Linked DNA regions of Homo sapiens: regions 1 and 2 are each linked to region 3. A link is a loop called in an ENCODE intact Hi-C map of the cell type or tissue named here. Cell type or tissue: heart right ventricle. All regions are shown on one strand.

Region 1 (8,000 bases), 110 kb before region 3:
TTGGCGTGAACCTGGGAGGCGGAGCTTGCAGTGAGCCAAGATCGCGCCACTGCGCTTCAGCCTGGGTGACAGAGCAAGACTCTGTCTCAAAAAAAAAAAAAAAAAAATACCACTTTGGTATTACTACATAAACTTGAAAATTTACATACTTTGTGACCCAACAATTCCACTCCTGGGCATATACAAGAGGAGCTTTTCTATACGTGTGCCAGCAGATGTATGCAAGGGTGTTTATGGCTGCGTTGTTTATAATGGCAATATGCTTGAAATAACCACAATACCCATTGATAGGGGAATAGAAATATAAGTTGTGGTGTATTTATAAAATGGAATGCCAGACAGCAAGGAAAATGAATGACTTTCAGCTGTATTTATCTAGGATTAATCTTGGAAGAGTAGAGTTGAATAACAGAGCAAGTCCCAGGAAATATCTATATTAGGATACCATTTTTGTAGATCTCAAAAACGAGCAAAATTATCTGGTATTTTGTTTGTATATGCATATACACACAAATATATTTGATAAAACTTTTTTTTTTAAAAGAATGTTTGATAAGGGGAGATTAGGAATGGGGAGGAACAACCACATAGGTTAGTACATATTGTTGATAATGTAATTCCTGGGTTGGGTAGTGAGTTCACAGGTGTTCATTACAGTATGCATATAACTACATATACAGCTATTATAAATATTTTGTATGTACTAAATAATATAGTAAACGTGAAAAAGTTACAGATTCAGAAAATCAGTTGTATATGCAGAATGATCATTGTTATATTAGCATTAATTTTAAAAAGACAGGAAATAGGTTATATTATTTCTACTTTTCTGAGTTTAAAGATTTTTTTTGAAGAGATGTGACTTTTACAATCAGGAAAAATGTGAATTTTTATTTTATTTTATTTTTAGAGACAGGTTCTCTTTCTGTCACACAGGCTGGAGTGCAGTGGCATGATCATAGCTCACTGTAACCTTGAACTCCTGGGCTTAAGCAATCCTCCTGCCTCAGCCTCCCAAGTAGCTGGGACTATAAGCATGAGCCACTGTGCTCAGCTGAATCTTGATTTTATATTAAATAATTTCTTTTTGCCAGAATTTCAGTGCTTAAATAATAGAATGCTCTGATATTACAGTTGAAAGAAGAAAATTTAAATCTGAAAGGGAAATCAGTCATTTGAAAATATACACACACTGGGGCCTATCATGGGGTGGGGGGAGGGGGGAGGGATAGCATTAGGAGATATACCTAATGTAAATGACGAGTTAATGGGTGCAGCACACCAACATGGCACATGTATACATATGTAACAAACCTGCACGTTGTGCACATGTACCCTAGAACTTAAAGTATAATAATAATAAAAAAGAAAACATGTTTTGACTAAAAATATAAAAAAAAAAAGAAAATATAAGATTATTGTTATTTTTCTGAGTATACTCGATTTTGTTTTTATCCCTGTTTCCCTTTTGAGCTTTCTAAGTATTATGGATGATTTGACAGTGGATGCCACAGACTGTTGACAAGTACAGTTACATAACAAGAAAAACAAGAATTATAATGAGTTTCAAATATGTATTTTTTATTCAGTAAGATTAGCAAATTATAGGATTGGTATTCCCCACTACATATAATGAAAATTCTTCTTTGTGAAGCTTTCATTATAAGCAAAAACATATTAATAAATAATGCATGTGGCAGTTTGGTAATAGGAAGAGTTTCTAGGTTATGGTAACCATTTATTTTTGTGATCATTTGAAGATAGTTTATTTCTCCTATATTATTAAAGATCCTTAGGGTTCAGTAAAGTATCTGTTGACCTGAGATTTCTGTCATTATCCTAATTTTTTTCAGGCCTTTTTTTCCTAAATGAGTGAAAACTTTTCTCCGTTTTAGCAGGATCGTGCTATCTAAACAAGCATCATTCAGGAATAGCCAAAACACAAAAAGAGGGAGAAGATGCTTCTTTATATAGCAAACGGTACAACCAAAGTATGGTTACAGCTGAACTTCAGCGGCTAGCTGAGAAGCAGGCAGCGAGACAGTATTCTCCATCCAGCCACATCAACCTCCTCACCCAACAGGTACGGATGGTCTGGGGTGTCCAAGAGCTCTTTGGACCTGAGGATAGAATTAATGACAGGGTACTTTGTCTTTCCCTGTCTTTACTATTCCCATATACTGATGCCTCTTGAATGAGTATTATTAATAGTTGGTTTCAAGCTAAATTATCAAGTTTTTCCTCTTCAAATTTAAAGAAAATAACTTTCTGTTACAGGCATTGTGAAGTAAGTCTGCTACTGGATATGATGTACCTATTTCATGGATAAACAGACTTGAATGTTCATCTGTAAATATAATTTTAAAGGATCTTTAAAAATAAGTTCTTTTCTTTGGTAAAATTTTCCAGTGAGTTCTAGTCTTATAAATCTTTTTACCAGAATTTTATAACATTACCCTTTAAAAAAATTTTTTTCTATACTGCCTCTTATTTCATGATCTCAGGATGTTTTATGGGTAACTGATTAATTTCATATTTCATTATACCCTTATCCAATATAATATCATTCTCCCCATTTTACAGATGGGGGAACCTGAGGCTGAAATAAGTGATGTGATCAAGGTCATTCAACAAGCTGGGTGGATAGAAATAAATAACAGGATATTGTCCTTATGCTATATAGATATTAACAATCTTGCAACACAGTGAAGGTAGATGACACTTTCAAGAGCTTTGTGAATTCTCTTTGTCCTTCTTGCTGGTTATCCCTATGGTGTTTAATTGAAGGAAAAGCCATATCTCTTATTCCTTAATGTTAAATGGCATCAAAGTCCTCCAAAGGAATTATCATAATTTAACTCCACAGTTATATTTTGCTATGTTGCTGATGTGCCAAATTCCTTAATTGGTAGTAACTCTGTAGTGATAATCAAGTCTCGAAAAAAGTGAAGCTGAAAATTACTTTAAGTACATGCTAAAAGTAGGCAACACACTGCTCCCTGGTGGTACCCTACTTATCTGTATAAAATTTAGGACCAAAACTAAAGCTAAGCCTCTCATGGAATTAGTTTTACTTCAGCCTCATCCCAGCGTGTGAAGCAGTAATTATTTTCTTTCTCAAATCCTTAGTTGTTTGAAGGGAGTAAATAAGAAGGCCTAATGTGAAATAGGAAGCAAAGAATATTATAAGAACAATGTTGATTCTTGGAGGGAGTTGGGTAGTTAGATTTTAGTGATAGAATTATGGGAAGAGGGAATAGGATACTAAGATATGATGGGAAGGAATTTTCAAATTAAATAAGTGGCTATGAGACGGGAAAGGCCAGTGCTCTGCTACACTTTTATCATTGGGTCACTAACTAGATTATATGTTTCCGGTTTATAAATGGGCAGCTAGAAGCACCAAGACATTGAGATTTTGTGATTGTAGTAAAAAAAAAAAAAAAATACCCAAAATAGCCAATATTAGTGCTTACCTATCTAGCTCCTATCGTTCACTAGACTGCAAAGCCTACAAAGTGAAAAGATCCTAATCCTGTAGGAATCCAAGGTGACTGTATCCTGATTGGGAAGTCATCCCCCTTCAGTTCATTTTTTTCGTCTATAAAGAACTTCAGTGCCAGCGAATTAAAAGTCCATTAGACTATGGTTTGTAGGGATCTGAACTTGCCATTAGATGTCAGTGTTAACTTTTAGAGTCTTGGTAATAGGGTGGTCAGTACTGAGGGAGGTGCTGTAGGATGTAATAAGCAGGATGGAGTAGTGGAGAAAGAGCTAGATTAGCCATCCAGAGACTTGCCACTGACTCCTGTGTGATCTTGAGCAGTTCACTCCATTGTTATTCTGACACTGACTCCTGTATGATCTTTGGCAGTTCATGCCACTGTTCTGTCACTGATTAGCTATGTGATCTTGGACAGTTCACTCTACTCTTCTGACACTGACTAGCTGTGTGATCTTGGGCAGTTCACCCCACTGTTCTCCTGCCACTGACTCCTGTGTGATATTGGGCAGTTAATTCCATTGTTCTGACACTGACTAGCTGTGTGATCTTGGACAGTTCATTCTACTCTTCTGACACTGACTAGCTGTGTGATCTTGGACAGTTCACTCTACTGTTCTCCTGCCACTGACTAGCTGTGTGATCTTGAGCAGTTCACTCAACTTCTCTTAACCTCAGGGTCTTCACTGATTGATGAGGAAAATACAACAGGGTCATGAGGATATTATGCAAAACCTCTAAATGCAATATATGTGGAAAATATTGTTATTTCAGCCATAAAAGGCTTTCAATAGTAAATGGCTTCTAATTTGGTTAGAAACAAGTTTTTAGATAAAGTGTACTTTTTAGTAGTTTTTCAAAAATTATTGTGGGTACATAGGTGTATATATTTATGGGGTACATACGATTTTTTTTATTTCAGTAGGTTTTTGGGGGAACAGGTGGTGTTTGGTTACATGGATAAGCTCTCTAGTGGTGATTTCCAAGATTTTGGTGCACCTATCACCCAAGTAGTGTACACTGTACCCAATGTGCAGTCTTTTATTCTTCACCCTCCTTCCACCCTTCCCCCCAAGTCCCCAAAGTCCATTATATAATCCTTGTACCTTTGTGTCCTCATAGCTTAGCTCCTACTTATAAGTGAGAACATATGATGTCTGGTTTTCCATTCCTGAGTTACTTCACTTAGAATAATGGTCTCCAGCTCCCTCCAGGTTGCTGCGAATACCATTATTTTGTTCCTTTTTATGGATGAGTAGTAGTCCATGGTGTATATATATACACACCACATTTTCTTTATCTACTCATTGATTGATAGACATTTGGGCTGGTTCCATATTTTTGCAATTGCAAATTGTGTTGCTATAAATATGCATGTGCAAGTATCTTTTTCATATAATGACTTCTTTTCCTCTGGGTAGATACCCAGTAGTGGGATTACTGGATCAAATGGTAGATCTACTTTTAGTTCTTTAAGGAATCTCCATAGTGTTTTCCATAATGGTTGTACTAGTTTACATTCCCACCAACAGTGTAAAAGTGTTCCCTTTTCACCTCTTCCATGCCAACATCTATTATTTTTTGACTTTTTAATTATAGCCATTCTTGCAGGAGTAAGGTAGTATTGCATTGTGGTTTTGATTTGCATTTCCCTGATAATAAGTGATGTTGAGCATTTTCTCATATGTTTGTTGGATATTTGTATATCTTCTTTTGAGAATTGTCTATTCATGTCCTTAGCCTTTTTGATGGAATTATTTTTTTCTTGCTGATTTGTTTGAGTTCCTTGTAGATTCTGGCTATTAGTCCTTTGTTGGATGCATAGTTTGTGAAGATTTTCTCCCACTGTGTGGGTTGTCTGTTTCCTTGCTGATTATTTCTTTTGCCTGCAGAAGCTTTTTAGTTTAATTAAATTCTATCTATTTATCTTTGTTTTTGTTGCATTTGCTTTTGGGGTCTTGGCCATGAAGTCTTTGCCTAAGCCAGTGTCTAGAAGGGTTTTTCTGATGTTATCTTCTAGAATTTTTATGGTTTCAGGTCTTAGATTTAAGTCTTTCATCTATCTTGAGTTGATTTTTGTGTAAGGTGAGAGATGAGGATCCAGTTTCATTCTTCTACATGTGGCTTGCCAGTTATGCTAGCACCATTTGTTGAATAGGGTGTCCTTTCCCCAGGTTATGTTTTTTGTTTGCTTTGTCAAAGATCAGTTGGCTGTTAAGTATTTGACTTTATTTCTGGGTTTTCTATTCTGTTCTATTGGTCTATGTGCCTATTTTTATACCAGTACCATGCTGTTTTGGTAACTATATCCTTTTAGTATAGTTTGAATTTGGGTAATGTGATGCCTCTAGATTTGTTCTTTTTGCTTAGTTGTGTTTTGGCTATGCAGGCTCTTTTTTGGTTCCATATGAATTTCAGGATTGTTTTTTCTAGTTCTGTGAAGAATGATGATGGTATTAAATTGCACTGAATTTGTAGATTGCTTTTGGCAGTGTGGTCATTTTCACAATATTGATTCTACCCATCCATGAGCATGGGATGTGTTTCCATTTGTTTGTGTCATCTGTGATTCCTTTCAGCAGTGTTTTGTAGTTTTCCTTGTAGAGGTCTTTCACGTCCTTGGTTAGGTATATCCGTAAGTATTTTATTTTATTTTTTGCAGCTGTTGTAAAAGGGGTTAAATTCTTGATGTGATTCTCAGCTTGGCGGCAGTTGGTGTATAGCAGTGCTACTGATTTGTGTACATTGATTTTGTATCCTGAAACTTTACTGAATTTATTTATTAGATCTAGGAGCTTTTTGGGTGAACCTTTATGGTTTTCTAGGTATATGATCATATTGGCAAACAGCAACAGTTTGACTTCCTCTTTAATGATTTGAATGCCCTTATTTCTCTTGTCTGATTGCTTTGGCTAGGACTTCCAGAACTATGTTGAATAGAAGTGGTGAAATGGGCATTCTTGTCTTGTTCCAGTTTTCAAGGGGAATATATTCAACTTTTCTACTTTTGGTATAATGTTGGTTGTGGGTTTGTCATAGATGGCTTTTATTACCTTAAGGTATGTCCATTTTATGCCAATTTTGTTGAGGGTTTTAATCATGAAGAGATGCTGGATTTTGTCAGATGCTTTTTCTGTGTCTGTTGAGATTACCATGTGATTTTTGTCTTTGATTCTGTTTATGTGGTATATCACATTTATTGACTTGCGTATGTTAAACCATGCCCGCATCCCTGGTATGAAACTCACTTGATGAAGGTGGATTATCTTTTTGATATGCTGTTGGATTAGGTTAGTGGCAGAAACTGCAATTACTTGTGTAACAACCTAGAATTTTGTTGGGGATTTTTGCATCTGTATTCATCAGAGATATTGGTCTGTAGTTTTCTTTTTTTGTTAATGTCCTTTCCTGGGTTTGGTATTAGGGTGTTACTGGCTTTATAGAATTATTTAGGGAGGATTCTCTTTTTCTCTGTCTTTTGGAATAGTTTCAATAAGATTCGTCTAATTCTTCTTGAATGCCTGATGGAATTCAGCTGTGAATCCATCTGGTCCTGGACTTCTTTTTATTGGCAATTTTTAAATTGCCATTTCAATATTGCTGCTTGCTGTTATCTGTTCAGAGTTTTTATTTATTCCTGGTTTAATCTAGAAGGGTTGTATATTTCCAGGAATTTATCCGTCTCCTCTAGGTTTTCTAGTTTGTGCACGTAAAGGTGTTCATAGTAGCCTTGAGTTATCTTTTGTATTTCTGTGGTGTTGGTTGTACTATCTCTTGCTTCCCTTCTAATTGAGTTTATTTGGATCTTCTCTCTTCTTTTCTTCTTCTCTTCTAATCTTGCTAGTGGTCTGTCAATTTTGTTTATTTATTTTTTTTTCAAAGAACCAGATTTTTGTTTCATTTATCTTTTGTATTGGGTTTTTTTGTTTGTATCAATTTTATTTAGTTATGCTCTGATCTTTGTTATTTCTTTTCTTCTGCTGGATTTCAGTTTGGTTTGTTCTTGTTTCTCTAGTTCTCTGAGATGTGACCTTAGATTGTCTATTTGAGCTCTTTCAGGCTTTTTGATGTAGGCATTTAAAGCTATGAACTTTCGTCTTAGCACCGCTTTTGCTGTATCCCAGAGATTTTGATAGGTTGTGTCACTGTTATCATTCAGCTCAAGGAATTTTTACATTTCCATATTGATTTCATTGTTGACCCAATGACCATTCAGGAGCAGACTATTTAATTTCCATGTACTTGCATGGTGTTGAGGGTTCCTTTTGGAGTTGATTTCCAGTTTTATTACATTGTGGTCTGAGAGAATACTTGATATAATTTTGATTTTCTTAAGTTTGTTGAGACTCGTTTTGTGGCCTATCTTGTGGTCTATCTTGGAGAATATTTCATGTGCTGATGAATAGAATGTGTATTCTGCAGTTGCTGGGTAGAATGTTCTGTAAATATCCGTTAACTCCATTTGTTCTAGGGTATGGTTTATGTCTGTTGTCTCTTT
Region 2 (8,000 bases), 480 kb after region 3:
ATTCAATATTGTCATTCAGCATCCCCGGGACTGAACCTTTTCAGGGAATGGTTTTCTGGAAAATTTTATTATATTTCTCAATGTCATTTCATTCAGAGGTCAGAAGGCAGTTAAACAAACTCCAACAAGCCTTTGTTTTTATCTTCTGATTTCAAATGTGATCAATTTTTATTTAAAATCGTATCAGAGACCTCTCCTACCAATTATAGGGGCAGTCAGCCTTGTGCCTGACCATTGGTGTTTACCAAAATCCTGCATTTAAAACTGTACGAATGTGAAGTGTCAAATTGAATTCAATCTTTTCTATCAAGGAAACGATGAGTTTAAAAACCCCAAATACCAAATGTGGTTTTAACTTGGTTCTTTTATTTTTAATGGCTTGAATTGGCTTGAGTTCATAAATTAGTTTTTATGTTTTATTCTTTTTGTTAATTCATTTTGAAATTTTTATTGGTTTTTTTTTTGGCATTTTCATCTGGCTTATGCTTTAAAAATGATGCCTGATAAAGGGTCTTTGAGAATCATTGGCCTTTTGATGTGTTCTTGGTTTCTGAAGGGCAAAGAACAAGGAAATACAGGTGTAAGGAAATGCTATAGGAGAGGATGGAAGGGGTGAAGAAGCGTGATCTTTTAGATGAGATTTCTCTCGTGTTTTACAATTTAGCATTTTCCTTTGTCTTCATTTTTTCCCCTCTATTTTTATTCCAGCTTGCTGTAGTTTGCCCTTGTCCTTTTGTCCCTCCTTGACTGTTTTGGAGGAAGGAGTGTAGGTGTGTGGTCTGCCTGAGTGTGAGTGTGTGTGTGTCTGTATGGCTGGCTGAGCTGTTCAGAGGTGCTGAGCATGATTAGTTGGGTAAAGTCCCAAAGCAGAATGCCTATAATTGGCCCCCCTGTTCTGATTCAGCCATCAATACCTTTATTCATGGCCGCTGGCTGGCTCACGTTTTGGTGAAAAAAACAAGAAGGGTGTAGACCTGCTGTTTACAGACAAATTTCAGGTGGTCTGTTTGTTATCTGAGGCGCGTGGTGATAGGGGCTGCAGGTATGGGTGAGGATATGAAGAAGCACTAAACTTTATGCAAAACCAATTTTTAAATCCCTCCCCTCATCTCACCGCCTATGCTTGGAACCCTAGTTTGGGATCTTGGTGATGCACAGTAAATGAGCTGTTGTATGCTTTTGTTTTTGTCTTCCTAATCGATCAGCAGAAAACATTTCCTTTTGATGGTGAAACAGGACTTCAGCATGCAGAGCGCAGTATTTATCCTCTTACTTTTAGCTTCACTCTTTGTCATTTGTCTCTTGGGTTTGTTGACATTGTCTACCTAAGCAGTCAAGCTAACAAGCTTTGGCAGAAAGAACACTGCTTTTACAGAAATAGTAGCAATTTTAATGTGATGGTTATAATAATTGTGATTACAGTAATCACAGCTTGTACCTTTTTCTTCCCAAAAAGCGCAAAGCAATTCTCGTAACCATTTTTCTCATAGTAGCTGGATGAGGGTGACCGTTTCTTGCTCCCAAACATAAATATCTTCGTGCAAACATAAACATGCAAAGGCTGCAGGTTTGCGTGTCTGAATTCACCCAGGAGCAAAAACTGCCTGGTCTCTGAATACGAACAGGCAGGTAGAGGAGAATACGGTGTTAACCACCTGGCCCCCCTGAGAAAAGCTGGGTGCTTTGCCTTTGAACGAAGATGGGAGAAGTGTTTCTTGTAAGTGATGCTGTGCCAAGTTTGACCCCACTACTGCCGGCTTCTATGCCCCGTGCCATGCTCTGCCTCCCAGTTTCCCCTTGCTCCTTGGTTCCTCTGGCTGCATTCTCATGACAGGTTTGCAGACCAAAGGCACAGAGAGGACAAGGGGGGGTTATGACTTGGCGCATGTGAATATCTGGGAGAAGAACTGTGTGAAGAGAGAGGCAAAGTCATCTCTCCACCCTTGATCGCCTTCTTGGCCATTTGGCTTCTATGAGGCCGTTGTCCCTGCTCCTGAGTACCTCAACCTGCACTATGGAGGTGATTAGAGGGAGGTCATCAGGGAACTGACCTCTCTGAATTTCCATGTCCCTTCTTGTGATGCTTCATGGCGACTCCCAGACCTGAAGCCTGCTCACCTACAGACCATGCTCATCTGTGCGTTACTTTAGAATCCATCAATGCTTCTGTTATTTCCTCTCTCATTTCCTTTTTTGTATATGTATCGTGGAACGAAGAAGCAGCTCTGCTTCACCTAATATTCCAGGGTCCCATAGCTGTCTGTATTTTTTTTCCATCTCAATATTCTTATTCATGTTCTTACTCATAGTTTCTTTTCCTCAGGAAAAAAAAAAAAAAACAACCAAACCTCAAAGCTTTGGATTATTAATTGATTATTAACTGATTTTACAAACAAATCATTCCACCCCCAAGGAATGCAAGCAAGACTCTGGCTGTGCTGCTTAGGTTGAGATCTGCTTTCCCCCTCAATCGGTGAGAAATTTTATATCTTCAATTCCCTTGTTGGACCCTGAGTAAAAAATTAATTCATGAATAATAAAAACCAATCAGTCTTGTTGAGTTTAAGAAGGATTAGGAGAAAGGGTGTTTTTTCTTACAGAGAACATTTGGAATCTGTGTGTCACTGTCACCGAGTGTTTGGGGGTGGCTTGAGCGATGCCTTTATTCATGGCAAATGAGCTGTTGATTATCCTGAGTATAACACATCTTCCTCAGTTGTTAAGGCCAGCTTACTGCTGACTGTTACGGGGTTCCTACCCACTGCTCTCCCACCATCCCGTACTCCAAGCCAGTGATAATTCACTGAAATTAAGACAGTTTCCTGTGTAAGTGGCATATAACCAAATAGCAACTGACCTGGCCTTTGCATTATGAATAAGCCCATTTGTTGATGGGATGGAGTCCTTCTTGGTTTCCCTCCCCTTTCTTTCTCAGGAAGTAATTGACCAGAAATTTACATGCTTTTCCCAGAACTACAGAAATTAGATGTGTAGATTCTCTTTTCAGTTTCCACTAATAGTATCTACCTCCCAGGGTTGTTTTGAAGATTTAGTCAGAGGACAAGCACCAGGCATATAGTAGGTGTGCATTAAATGTCCAGTGTTATTAATTTTTTGATGTTATCTTTGGGGCATTACTTTTTATTCCTTTGACATAATCTCACAATTATAGTCTTCCCTACAGTGAGACTGGGGTGCTTGAACTGACTACTTTGTTTAATGTGATCAATATGGCTCGCGTGTCAATATGTAACACAAGGGGATTAAAGAAGGAATTACAGTTTGGGATGGAGAGGATGAATAGGAAATTTTCCTCTGAACGAATCCCTATATTTTCAGTAGGGCTGTCCAGTAAAATACAGGATACCCAGTTAAATGTGAATTTTACATAAATGTGAGTATCTTTTTTTGTATAAGTAAATCCTATGCAATGCTTGTTAAATCTGGCAACCCTATCTACCCATGACTGTTTTTCTTAAAATAGTCTGATAAGAAACACATTGCTCTTATTTTTTTTCTGCTTTTGACCAAGCCCGAAAGATTAATTCTAGGTTCGGTTTTTTAATTTTTTTTTTTTTTTTTTTTGCGACAGAGTCTCACTCTGTCACCCAGTCTGGAGTGCAGTGACACGATCTCGGCTCACTGTAACCTCTGCCTCCCGGGTTCAAGCGATTCTCCTGCCTCAGCCTCCTGAGTAGCTGGGACTACAGGTGTGTGCCACCACACCTGGGTACTAATTATTTTGTATTTTTAGTAGAGACGGGGTTTCACCATGTTGGCCAGGTTGGTCTCAAACTCCTGACTTCAGGTGATCTGCCTGCCTCTGCCTCCAAATGACCATCTTTAACATTTTACCAATATGAATGTGTTAGGCTGGCCGTGCCCTTAGATATGGCAGTGGGTAAGTTCCCTCGACCAGATATATTGATAGAGTTACAATTAAGTAAATAAATCTGCTGAATGAGGTCTCCTAACAGCACCCAGGGCTACTGAATTTTGCCTTAGGGAGGAACAGGGTAAGTCAAGTCTTTTTGGGAACCTGTCTGTGCCTGATGTTTCCCTGACAAACGGGTTGGGGTGCTGGACTGCCAGAACCTGAGACCCCAGAAACTGGAAGTTACCCTTGCCCCACCCTGGAGGCCAAAGCAGCAGCTCTCCCTACCTCCCCACACAAGGACAGGAGGCTGACCCTTGTGAGGGTCTCCCAGGAGGCTGAGGGGAAGCAGCCCAAATCAGTGTTAGGTGGTGGATCAGGGAGGGTTAGGACTCCAAACCTGAAGCAGAGCTAGTTGAGAGCATGGATGAACCGGGTCTCGCCAACAGGGTACCAGCGGACCCCAGCTTCCCCTCATTCACCTCTCAGAACAGCACAGTCGCACAGCCTTGGTAAACACAACCATTGTTTTAAGCCTGATGCCCTCACAGCCCCGGGTACGGGGAATGGAAGAGCTCTAGAGCCCCCTACAGGCACTCACTGGCACTGCACCCCATGGGTGACAGTTCTGCAACAGAGCCTTCCCTTGGTGGGGTGTATGGAGAATCCCAGGGGGTGAGCCTTCAGAAGCTCAGGGGTGAGCTCAGGACCCTGGCTTTAGAAAGCAGCTCTGGTTTTCACCTTTCCGAGCCCTGCTCCATGCAATTTAGCACTGCAGCTGCCTTGTAGTGTGGTATTCCTCCCAAGCCCCACCATGCATGCATGCACACCTACACACCACACACTCACTGCCTCCGTGGCTTGCCTGACCTCCAGACGGGCTGGAAAGTGCTCAGGTCTGATTCAGTTTGAGGAATGACCTCCAGCTGCTGAATATGCAGAAGCCGTGCAGCCAGCACCATTTTCAGAGCCAGATACTGGTGTTCAGATGCTCTTCTCCAAGCCACCTAATTCTCTGGGGAATCATTTTAGGATTTGATGTAAGAAAAGTGTCTGAGGGGGGATAGGAGAGCTAAATATAAAGTGTAAGGCCAGAGATGGGCGATTGTAATAGTAATAGTTGTAGTAATTGACATTTATTGAGCATTTACTGTGTGTCAGGCTTTGTCCTAAGAATATTTCATGTATGAAATCATCACTTCCTCACAACAATCCTAGGAAGTAGGTATTATTATCATCCCCCATTTCACAGGTAAAGAAACTGAGGTACAGAGACGTTAAGTCATTTGCCCAAGGTCACACAGCTGACAAAGCTGGGATTTGCACAGAGGCTGTCTGGGTGTGTGCCTGCACTCCTCACCCCGATGTTATGTGTCGCTCATTGCATCTAGAATTTCAGCTTTCTTTCATTCTTTTTTTTTTTTTTTTTTTTTGAGATGGAGTCTCACTCTGTGGCCCAGGCTGGAGTGCAGTGGCGCAATCTCGGCTCACTGCGCGCTCTGCCTCCCAGGTTCACGCCGTTCTCCTGCCTCGGCCTCCCAAGTAGCTGGGACTATAGGCGCCTGCCACCATGCCTGGCTAATTTTTTGTATTTTTAGTAGAGAAGGGGCTTCACTGTTCATCCTGTTAGCCAGGATGGTTCTGATCTCCTGACCTCGTGATCCATCTGCCTCAGCCTCCCAAAGTGCTGGGATTACAGGCGTGAGCCACTGCACCCGGCCTAGAATTTCAGCTTTCTAACTCCTGCCTTCAGAACACCTTGTGTAGATCTAACACTTGGGCAAAGTTTAAGGTGGTGGTGGAGGGGGAAAAGACCAAGACCCATGTCTTGGTTCTGAAAAAAATAAGGTGGAAGAATTGCTGCACAGAGTCAGACCTCTCATCCCCCAGGTCAGCTTCCATCCTTGTCCTCGGCACAGGAGAAAGCTGTAGGAAGGAACTTTTGGTCTTCCTGACATCATCGTCCAAGGGCCCATGCCCAGCCTCTGGAGGCCACTCAGTGGTTTGACCCCCTCCATGCCTCTCCTAGAGTCTATCATAAACATATTTTGAAGCCGACTTCCCTCTTCTCAGCTTGCATTTTCTCCTGTTCCTTGCCTTCCCATCATTCTCTTATCGCCCATTCTCCAACAGCTCCCAAGTCTGAGTCTCAGTGCCCTACCTTGGTGCCCGTCTTGGATTCCCGCAGGCACCACACAGCAGCACGTGCAAAATCAAAGACAGCATCACACTCTAAACCTGCTTATCCTCATGTCTCTTTAGGCAGGCACCCCCCACCAAGCCAAGATATGGAGCGTATCTTCAGTTCTTCCCTCCTGCTCTTCATTGTTGAGTCCCCTCCTACATCTGGAAAACTTTTACCTATGTATACACCTCAGATCTAGTCATTCTTGTATTGCTTCCCCCAACCCTGGTCTGCTTAGCAAACTTCTATTTATCCTTTAAAACCCTGCTCAGGTATCCCCCTCTGTGTGGAGGCATCCCTGACTTCTCCCTGGGGGAATTAGTCTTTCTCCTTGCAGCTGTTCTCTGTCTCATGCCCCTGACTGGTTTACAATCTGTTGGATTTGAATATTTGCTTATTTTTTCTCCTAGATCATGAGGTCCTAGAGTCCAAGGTCATCTCTGTGTCCCCAGTGACACAGAGTGGGTGTTTAATAAATGTTGGTTGAGCTAACCTGAGGGGATTGGAAGTAGTTAAAGGGGAGCCCTTGGGGGAAAAGAGGCAGAAAGAAGGGCCTGGGAAGAGGTAACCAGGAGAGCACTGGTTCTGCCACATTTTTGCCCTGGTTGAGCCATGGAGGCAGCTCTGGCTTGGGGAGCATTATATCCTTCTGGGAGGCAATGCAGTGTTGGGGTTAAGAGGGAAAACCCTAGCTCCAGACTAACTGAATTGAAATCCTGGTCCCAATGGTGTGCTGGAACCAGCTCAAACCAGCTCAGGAGAGCTCACTGTTAAATATTCAGCAGTTTTGTGGGCTGATGGTCAAACACAATCATTATTAAAAATTAAATGGTATAAACTTATAATTAAATACATTGTATTAAAAACAAAGGTAATAGATACCACTCCTCACTTCCTCATATCTTAGTACATTTCACTTTACGTTCTTGCCATCAATTTACACCTAATGTATGGTGGAAAAACCATGCGATGCTGAGCTGCTGCCTGTCTCTTCCCAAGCCTGCATTCCATGATGACACACTGGTAGTTTGAGAACAGCCATGATGGGAGTATTTACACCACGGAAATTGGCAAATGCTACAGATCCGCCGTCCCCCAGCTGGCCATTAAACATTTATTACCACACCACTGCACTGGCTCCGTCACATCCCAGCTCTGTGACCCCAGATAAATGACTCAATCTCTCTGTATCTCAGATTCCTCTTCTGCTGTGATCTTCCACGTTAGATTGCTGTAAAGATTAAAAGTTGATAAACATGGCTGAGTGCGGTGGCTCACGCCTGTAATCCCAGCACTTTGGGAGGCTGAGGTGGGCAGATCATTTGAGGTCAGCAGTTTGAGACCAGCCTGGCCAACATGGTGAAACCCCATCTCTATTAAAAATACAAAAATCAGCCAGGCGTGGTGGTGGGCACCTGTAATCCCACCTCCTTGGGAGGCTGAGGCAGGAGGATCACTTGAACCCAGGAGGTGGAGATTGCAATGAGCCAAGATTGCGCCACTGCACTCCAGCCTGGAAAATAAAGCAAGACTCAGTCTCAAAAAAACAAAAACAAACAAACAAAAAAAGATAAATATAAGGTACTTATAGCAGAAACTAGTACACAGTAGGTGCTCAATAAATATTAGTTCTTTTTAGTATTTCTTCTCATTGCTCCAGTGATGCCCCTATCCAAATTCTACGGAAACAGATGACGTGCCAGGTAGAGGAATGTAAGTTTTATTTCTAGAGCATAAGGTTCATGTCCTTTCCCTACAGGACCCCTGTGCGTAGGGTTTAACTTGAGGAGCTAAGTGCGGGAAGTAAAAACCATGAATTTTCCAAGGGGAAAGGCGCTGATGGAGAGGTATGCTGAAGCCTCCAGGCCATGAGAGGATTGTGCCCCAGGCCCTTTGAGGAAATGAGGCCACAGCAGCACATGGTTGAACAGGTGAGGCAGG
Region 3 (8,000 bases):
GCAGGGAGTGGAAGGGGAAAAGGTTGTGAGGTAGTAGGGCCATTTTATGAGCCATGTAGGGAACTTGGTCATTGCCCTGACAGCAATAAGGAGCCATCGAGGAGTTTTAAGCAGGAGGGGGCTGGGTGGCTAGGGGTCAGGGATTGACATAATACACCTTAAAATGATTACAAGATCTCTGAGAAGCTCAGGCCAGGTACAGTGGCTCATGCCTATAATCGCAATGCTTTGGAAAGACGAGGCAGGAGGATCTCTTGAGACCAGCCTGGGCAACAAAGTGAGACCCTATCTCTACAAAAAAAAAAAGTTTTTAATTAGCCAGGTGTGGTGTGACATGCCGCTAGTCCTAGCTACTCAAGAGGCTGAGGTGGGAGGATCACTTGAGCCCAGGAATTCAAGGCTGCAGTGAGTTGTGATCCTGCCACTGTACTCTGGCCTGGGTGACAGGGCAAGACCCTACCTCTAATTTAAAAAAAAAAAAAAAAGCCAGTTACTTGACTACATCCTGGGGATAATTATATGTATCTCATAAGGCTTATAGTAAGGATTAAATGAAGCAATATATAGGGAAGGCGCTATAACTACTGTAACTACACCCGGGCCACTACTACCTCATAACCTTTTCTCTTTCCACTCCCTGCTCATGCCCCAGTTCCCAGCCACACTGATCCATGGAAGTATGATAGGAGTATAAGGATGTGTTCTCCACTGAACATTTTAGAACCTGAATTCAAGAAATACTTGATGGGTATCTATTCACCTCACTCCTCCAAAAAAAAAAAAAAGGAAAGAAAAAAAGAATTACTAGAACATGGTAGTTAACTATATTTTTAAGAAAGTAAACCTTCACCTGGGATTGTTATGAACTGCGAAGTAATGGCACAAGGGAATCATGGCCAAGTGTGAAGGATTTCTGTGAGATACCCTATGAGAACCCCTTTGGCTCTTCAAGTTTGCTTCTGCTGGAGAAGTTCACAAACCCAAGGAGTTCCCTGACTATACTTCATTTGCGTGTCTGATTGATAAATTAAGTGTTGAATTGAACTTTGCATGCACTCCAGCTGAGCCAGTTGGAAACTTGGGTGGTCAGGTGGGTCATACTTGCAGCATCTTGACCGTGAATTACTGTTTACTGACTCTTGGTAACGTTATTTAGAAGATTTTGTGGCACTCATACTGAACTTGGTGTCAGTATGAAACCACAGAGCAAGAAGAAGAAGTTGTATTTCTTCCTGGCTTCTCATAGTGACCTTTCCCTGCTAATTCTACTTTATGGTAACAAGCAGATCATTCTTCTTCATTGTTTAGGTAGTTTATTACTTACTGCTTTTGTCACCAATAGGCTCTGGGCCTCTGAACTTTTCGAATTTGTTTCTACTCTGATTTTTCTGGTGTTCCTGATCGTTAGTTAAAGAAACACTGAGGTGCATGATATAGTAAGCTTCAGGCATTTTCTATACTTCCCAATGAACATTTTACCTTCACAGCATTAGTAACTAAATCTGTTACAGTTATTTGTACAACTAGTAAGTAACTGCCAGGCACACCAACATTTGAACTGAAAATCATTTGCTTTCTGTATTACAAGTAGATTTAAAGCAGTTCTATCCTAGGGGTTCAGAAGGATATCCTACAAAAAGGAGATTAGGTTCCTAGTAGCAACATTTTTCTGTAAACCCACAAGAAAGAAGAACAACTCTCATAATAAGTCTAAAAGTTTACACCTCTCCCTGAGACCTGGGAAGCGTGTGCCTATGTAGGAATCCCTAAACCATCTTTGAAAGGTATTTAGCCCATCTGGTCCAGTTAATTCAATCCGTTAAACATGATATTGAGTCCAAGACTATAGCAGAAGTCTGTTTTCTAGTTCCTTAATTCTTCCTGTAAGTCTTGCCTGCCAGGCTTTCGGCTGTGTGACTGTTCTCTCGCAGTCTGAATGAGATAGTGATTCGTCCCAGGGCACTGTTGAAAAACAACTCAGAGTCCTTTCCTATAGATGGTGGCTTAATGGCATTCTTGGTATTATGAACATTAAATGAGATAGTGAATTGAAAGCTCTTAGCAGAGTACCTGGAGTACTCCATGAATGTGGTTTTTCCTTGACTTACCAACCTCAGGCTTTATATTAGTAGTTTGCTGTGGAAGGGAAGTTTTAGAGTCAGCAAATTTGGAAACTTGAGAAGGAAGCTGGAGTGAGAGCTCTTGGCCCAAAGCCAAAGTCGTTGGCCTTCCTTCTTTATAACTGTGGTGTTCTTCTTGAGTTCTGAGGTGGTGATGGTAAACTAAAATAGCAGAGAGCAACAGATTAGATAACTGACATTTCTCTCATGCTGATTTGATAATGTAAACTACCATTACTGTAGGAGTCTGAAGCCGCAGCAGCTGCCCTCATCCCTGCCCCTTAGCTTCTGCCTAAGCCTTTCCTGTTCTGGAGCCCAACCTCTCCCTCCTTTTATTTTTAAGCTCTTAGTAGTCTGCAATTGGTGGAAGGGACCTTACCACCTTTAGAAAATCAATGATGGATTTCATGTGCAAGCAGTGAGCAGTGTCCTTATTAAATGTTCGTTGTTTCTGGCCCTAGTAAAATGTACTATAGCTTTGTGCTTTTTGGATGGGGATGGGGCAACAGCACATCAGTGTGACTCTGACTGCCCACTTCGTTGGGTCCCTGAGACAACAAGAGAAAGGAACATTACTATATAGTAAACCCTGTGGAGCCAAAACCCTAAGGATCTAGATGTCACTTTAACTTTCAAGCAAAATTACTTGCCTGGCAGCTCTCAACAGAATGGCCTATTTTCATGATCAGATTCTTACTCTTTTCACCACGTGTTGTATAGTTTTTGGAGCTCCTGGGTGGATCTGGAGTACAGTCACATAAAACCCCTGATTGCTCCCCAGATTTTCTTTCCAGAGCCAGAGGGGTAAGAATTTGGGTTGATCACCCACTTTTACGCTGTTCAAAAGCAAAAGAGAGACTGTGAATTGGAATTTGACAGGAAGTGGGGTGGCGTTATCTGGGGGAACGGTGATCCCCTTAACCTAGTTTCAGATTTTACCTTGTGTCCTTTGGGCCAAAATCAAATGTAGTGTTAAGTAGAGATACTTTTTTCCATTTTTCAGGATCTTTGGATACTCCCCAAGTTATTTTCGCCACATCCAAACCCTTGCCCACACAATCTGAAGCCCTTGCTACAGTTATAGGACAGAGAAAATCAAAGTCGGTGAAGTCAGGGCCAATTTAAGGTAACGGTAAGAATAAGAGCATATTTTTATCATTTTCACTTGCTGACTTTATACTACAGCAAGAGACTTAGTGGCTACCAAAAGAAGTTCTAGCTTCTCAAAATGACAGTGAAGTTGGGGCTTTATAAACCAAAACTTAGAAGGATGCTCCCAAACTGGGTCAAAGTTGAGCTCCAAATAGTTTGCTCCTATAATGGTCTACCAGTAGGTGGCGCTGTGGCAGTAAGAACTTTCTCTACTATTACTAGAGGCTTTTGTTTAAAAATACGAGGATTTTAAGACAATTCAAATAAAGAAACTAAAACCATAATTGAGTTATCACAAAGTATAACATAATATATGGGAAAACATGATATTTGAAGGTAAAGTTGCAGTAGTTGCAAAAGAGAATGGATATTTATTATTAAGGCTTTTAGACTAGAATTTATAAACTGGACTTTCAGATTATGGGAGGCAGGGAGGGAACAAATTTTTTTTCAAATTTTGGTGAGGTTGATGAATTGTGTTTTTGCTGAGTTACTTAAATAAACATATGCTATAATTAGCAGCAAAACAAACTGTAAACCTCATCCTCCATCCAACCAAAAAAAGCTCATACACCGAAGGCATGGTCTAACTTGATTTTGTGAAGCTGTTTCCACACTTCACCAGCACTGCCGTCAGTATTTTGTTCCCAGCCATGGCCTTCAAAATTTTCCAGAAAATTCTGCGAAACTTCAAGGCTTTGATAATTCCTTTCCTCTTTGTTCTGCCCTACACACTGATGCATTAACGGCACACCTGCCATGAGGCTAATACTCTTCTTACCTCTGGGGGAATATTTATAAACTTATTTGAGAAACGTTATTCATCAGAATACCCCAGGAGTGCAAAAGAGAGAGGAAAATTATTTACCCACCACAGGATTCATTTACATTGGATCAGCAAGCTTCAAATATCTTTCCCTAGCCCATCTAAACTCTTCCCAGAAAGGAATGAGAAGAGAGAAGGGAACACCAAATCCATGGCTTGGTCATATACCAAAATTTACTGGAGAAACTGAAAACAACCAGAGTTCTTTTGGTAATTCTTAGCCAATGGCCCTTTAATTCTGATACTAAGCAGCCTGTCCAATGATGAACAACTAATAAAATATAGAAGACTAAAGCAAGAAGGTCAGTATTTCCCTTAGGAGACTGGCAGCCAGAAGAACAAATGTGACACCAAGCTCCAAACTAAACTGATGGCCTGCCAAGAAGTACTCATGTCCATCTGCTTCTAGGACTGTGATACTTGGACCTGCCACAGTTATAATATCACTTTCCTTGAACCTCATTCATTAGTATCCTTTACAATCCACCCTGAACATTACATGGCAAAATGGGACCATCAGCAAAAGAAGCCTTGGGAAAGAGCCCATTTCTCAACATTTTGATCTCTGTTGCAGATACAGCCATGCTGAGCCTGAGCTGTGTATAAGCGAGGGATGACTGATGCTGTGCTTTGTGATTAGCTGAGGCGATGAGACAGCATGTGTGTATGGACAAAGAGGACAGAGTGGATCAGAGGGTCTCAGAAGTCCAGCTCCTATGACACGACTGTCACTGCTGGGAAGCTGCAGAGTCAGGCCCACCAGCCTGGCATGTGGCCGATGGCAGTGGGCTGCATCTCTTGAGCAGAAGAATTAGGTTGTTTACAAAGTGAGGAGGCAGAACCCCACAGGCCTCAGCCCTCACCTGAAGCATGCTTTCTTTTTATTGCAAATGCAGTGCAGGCAGCAGAGGTCCCTTCAACCATAATCACGAACGAATGTCATCACCGGCCATGACAGTCCTAGAACCTCTTCATATGTGGGTTTAGAGAGGCAGTCAGGTTAGAGAATTTGAGTTGTGTTTGCATTACATGTTTTATAAAACTGAGAAAAACGTCAGTTGTCCTTATCAGAGTGGAGGGAGCTGTGCTGAAGGATATTAGGAGCAAAGCCTGTGTATGACCCCTGTATGCTGCCCAGGGCAAGTGTCATATTTAAATACCTACATTGTTCTTTGTTTTCTTAGATTCTGTATTTGTCTGTTCATCAGAGGGCTAATTATATTAACTATATTTTCTTATTTTCTGTATGTATATATATATTTTTTTAGACAGGGTCTTGCTCTGTTGCACAAGCTGGAGTGCAGTGGTGTGATCACGGCTCACTGCAACCTCCGCCTCCTGGGATCAAGCGATCCTCCCACCTCAGCCTCCTGAGTAGCTGTGACTACAGGCATGTGCCACAATGCACAGCTAATTTTTCATATTTTTAGTAGAGATGGGGTTTTGCCATATTGCCCAGGCTGGTCTCGAACCCCTAAGCTCAAGCAATCCACCTGCCTTGGCCTCCCAAAGTGCTGGTATTACAGGCGTGAACCACCACACCTGGCCATTTTCTGTATTCTTAGTGCCCTGGCATTTGGGATCCTTGCAGGCCCAGGCGAGAGAGTGCCTTTCACAGGGCTAGTTAATTCCTAAACGTAGTAACAACTTGTCCATGAGCACATCTTTTATATGCAAACCAACCAGTCCTGAGTATCTACACCCAACCTCCTTATCAAACTTTCACACACCAACCCAAAATTTCCCCTGCCCTAAAATCGTCTCAGGGCCAGGTACCAGGCAACTAGATACCATCCCTATACCCTGAAGCCCCCTGGAATTATCTAAACTAGCCAATCCAGCCAATCCAAAGCTGTTTAATTGCCCTGCCTTGCCTTTCCTATGGAAGCCCCAGCAAAGGTTCTGACCTAGGCTTTTCCCCCCACTGCTGTCTTCTGCCTCCAGACTGACACTGGTGCATTCACTGTGACCCTGCTTAGTGTGCAGTGACCCCCTCTCTGGGAGCTGTCAGAATAAACGATACCTTCCTTCGGAGCCTTGTTTTTGTTTTCCTCCTGTGGCCACACCAACTTTGACATACCGTATCCAACATGTACATTCTTAGAACAAACATTAAGAGGATAAATATCTTTAACTTGCGATACAAGGAACCAGGAAGAACCATGAATTAGGTTTACATCACCCAGTTCTAAGCAACTGGGCATAGCACTTCATCCGTAGCCTGTGTTACACAAGTGATGTTTTAACAGTATGTGTTTTGCTGGCATTGACCTGGCTGTAGCCACACAAGAAGGATGTGGATCCCTCTACATGGCAGAATCACCTGGCTGTCAGCCATTGAAGTGCATGCGTTCCTGTCCTGAGGCCTCTTGCATTTCATTTAGTAACTGTTTCTACATTCAGAAACAAAACCCAAGTATAGCTGAACAACCTGGTTGGAAGTGAGGAAGAAGACAGCCTGGCTTTTAGTTTGGGGGAGAGAATAGGGGTACTTCTAAGAATCTATCCAAAAGGGGTTCATTGGCCTTGAAGAAAACCAGAGAACTCCATTTCTAAAATGGATTAAGAGATAGGCTATGGAGGAAGATAACATCTGAAAATTGATATTTTTTTCTTGCTGAACTGGCAAAATCCCAAGAGAGGAGTGATGATTCTTCAGTTATTAACAATTACTACTTTGTTATAAAGAGACACGGGAAGTACAGTGGCCCCTTTCTCAAATTACACTTACATTACAGAAGCACACACACCTCTTGGAAAAAAATGCCTGGCAGCCTGGATTGTTAGAATTGTGCCTACTCCTACATCTTGCTGCAGAGTTGTGTGGTCCTGTGTAATATCCATGCACTTTGGACAGAAGACGATCTAGTCTATTCTTGCAGTCCTGAACTGGGCAAGTAACCAGCATAAGGCTGCCCTTCTTTCTGTCTTTATATATATCACTCCAGGTTATCGATCTGTTCACTGTGGTTATCCATCCTGTGAACCCACACATCTTATAGCCACATACCTTTGCTTTATTGTCCTCATATCCTCAGGGCATAATTGCTCCTGAAAGTTCTAAAGAAAGAAAATGACATGCTAAGCCACGCCTGTCTTTGGAAAAAGCAAGCTTTCCACACGGAAATATTTACACCTCTGCTTACCTGATCTGTAGAGTTTGAACCAGGTCCCAAAAAGTGTAGGTAGATAATAGCAGGGCTTGGAGAATGATGACTTGAAGTGTATTGCCCTGTTGGCATGATTTGTATTGATTTTTATCCTGTATTCTTTCAAATTGTGATTATAAAGAAAAAGACTCAGATTCTCTTAAGTCCTCAAAATGAAGAGCATTACTAAAACTAAAACAGTAGTCTCTTATACTTCTTTGTTCTCGTCTTTTGAACATGCAGGTATTTCCAGTTTGCACCATAGATGTCAAGGGGCTCCCTTCTCTTAAAACTTGAATGCAGGGTTTTTTTGTTGTTGGGGGGTGGGTGGTTGGTTGCTTTTGTTTTTGTTTTTGTTTTTTTGAGTCAGAGTCTCGCTCTGTCACCCAGCCAGACTGGAGTGCAGCGGCATGATCTCAGCTCACTGCAACTTCCGCCTCCCAGGTCCAAACAACTCTCGAGCCTTCGCCTCCCGAGTAGCTGGGATTACCGGCATGCGCCACCATGCATGGCTAATTTTTTTTTTTAATTTTTAGTAGAGACAGTGTTTCACCATGTTGGCCCGGCTGGCCTCGAACTCCTGACCTCAAGCGATTTGCCCACCTTGGCCTCCCAAAGTGCTAGGATTACAGGCATGAGCCACCGCGCCCAGTCTGGTTATGCAGTTAGTTGATACCAGAGAGGAGTAGCTTGAATGTGTGGACTTGCCTTCGCTATAATAAAACATAGCCTCTATCCCCATTATAAAATGGG

The links. A loop is a pair of places that touch in the nucleus more often than their neighbours do. Peaks named below come from ENCODE experiments on the same cell type or tissue, not always from the same donor. Only the 100,000 strongest peaks of a DNase experiment are listed, where the experiment ranks them.
Region 1: a loop joins it to region 3, with 2.5 times the contacts of the local background. A loop is called at or near these places in 19 of 110 quality-filtered maps.
Region 2: it touches region 3 in a loop (4-fold over the local background); 11 of 110 quality-filtered maps call a loop at or near these places.

Annotation. Positions count from the first base shown.
Region 1 is chr14:75,791,018-75,799,017 of GRCh38, forward strand. It overlaps TTLL5 (tubulin tyrosine ligase like 5), which reads left to right. Exons shown (of 32, transcript NM_015072.5): 27 at 1,899-2,083. Among named protein-coding and RNA genes, the nearest start is that of TTLL5, 130 kb to the left of the region's middle. In heart right ventricle, CTCF peaks have their summits at 2,989 (motif pointing left), 3,690 (motif pointing right) and 3,893; no DNase peak of the experiment used is centred here; H3K27ac peaks cover 1,216 bases.
Region 2 is chr14:76,382,890-76,390,889 of GRCh38, forward strand. All of the region lies in intron 1 of ESRRB (estrogen related receptor beta), which reads left to right. Among named protein-coding and RNA genes, the nearest start is that of ESRRB, 11 kb to the left of the region's middle. RefSeq lists an enhancer at 3,612-4,112 and a silencer at 4,312-4,411. In heart right ventricle, CTCF peaks have their summits at 4,472 (motif pointing left) and 4,697; a DNase peak (open chromatin) is centred at 4,452; H3K27me3 peaks cover 1,735 bases.
Region 3 is chr14:75,903,432-75,911,431 of GRCh38, forward strand. All of the region lies in intron 31 of TTLL5 (tubulin tyrosine ligase like 5), which reads left to right. Among named protein-coding and RNA genes, the nearest start is that of TGFB3, 75 kb to the right of the region's middle. In heart right ventricle, CTCF peaks have their summits at 3,445 (motif pointing right) and 3,652; DNase peaks (open chromatin) are centred at 2,230 and 3,460; H3K27ac peaks cover 1,893 bases.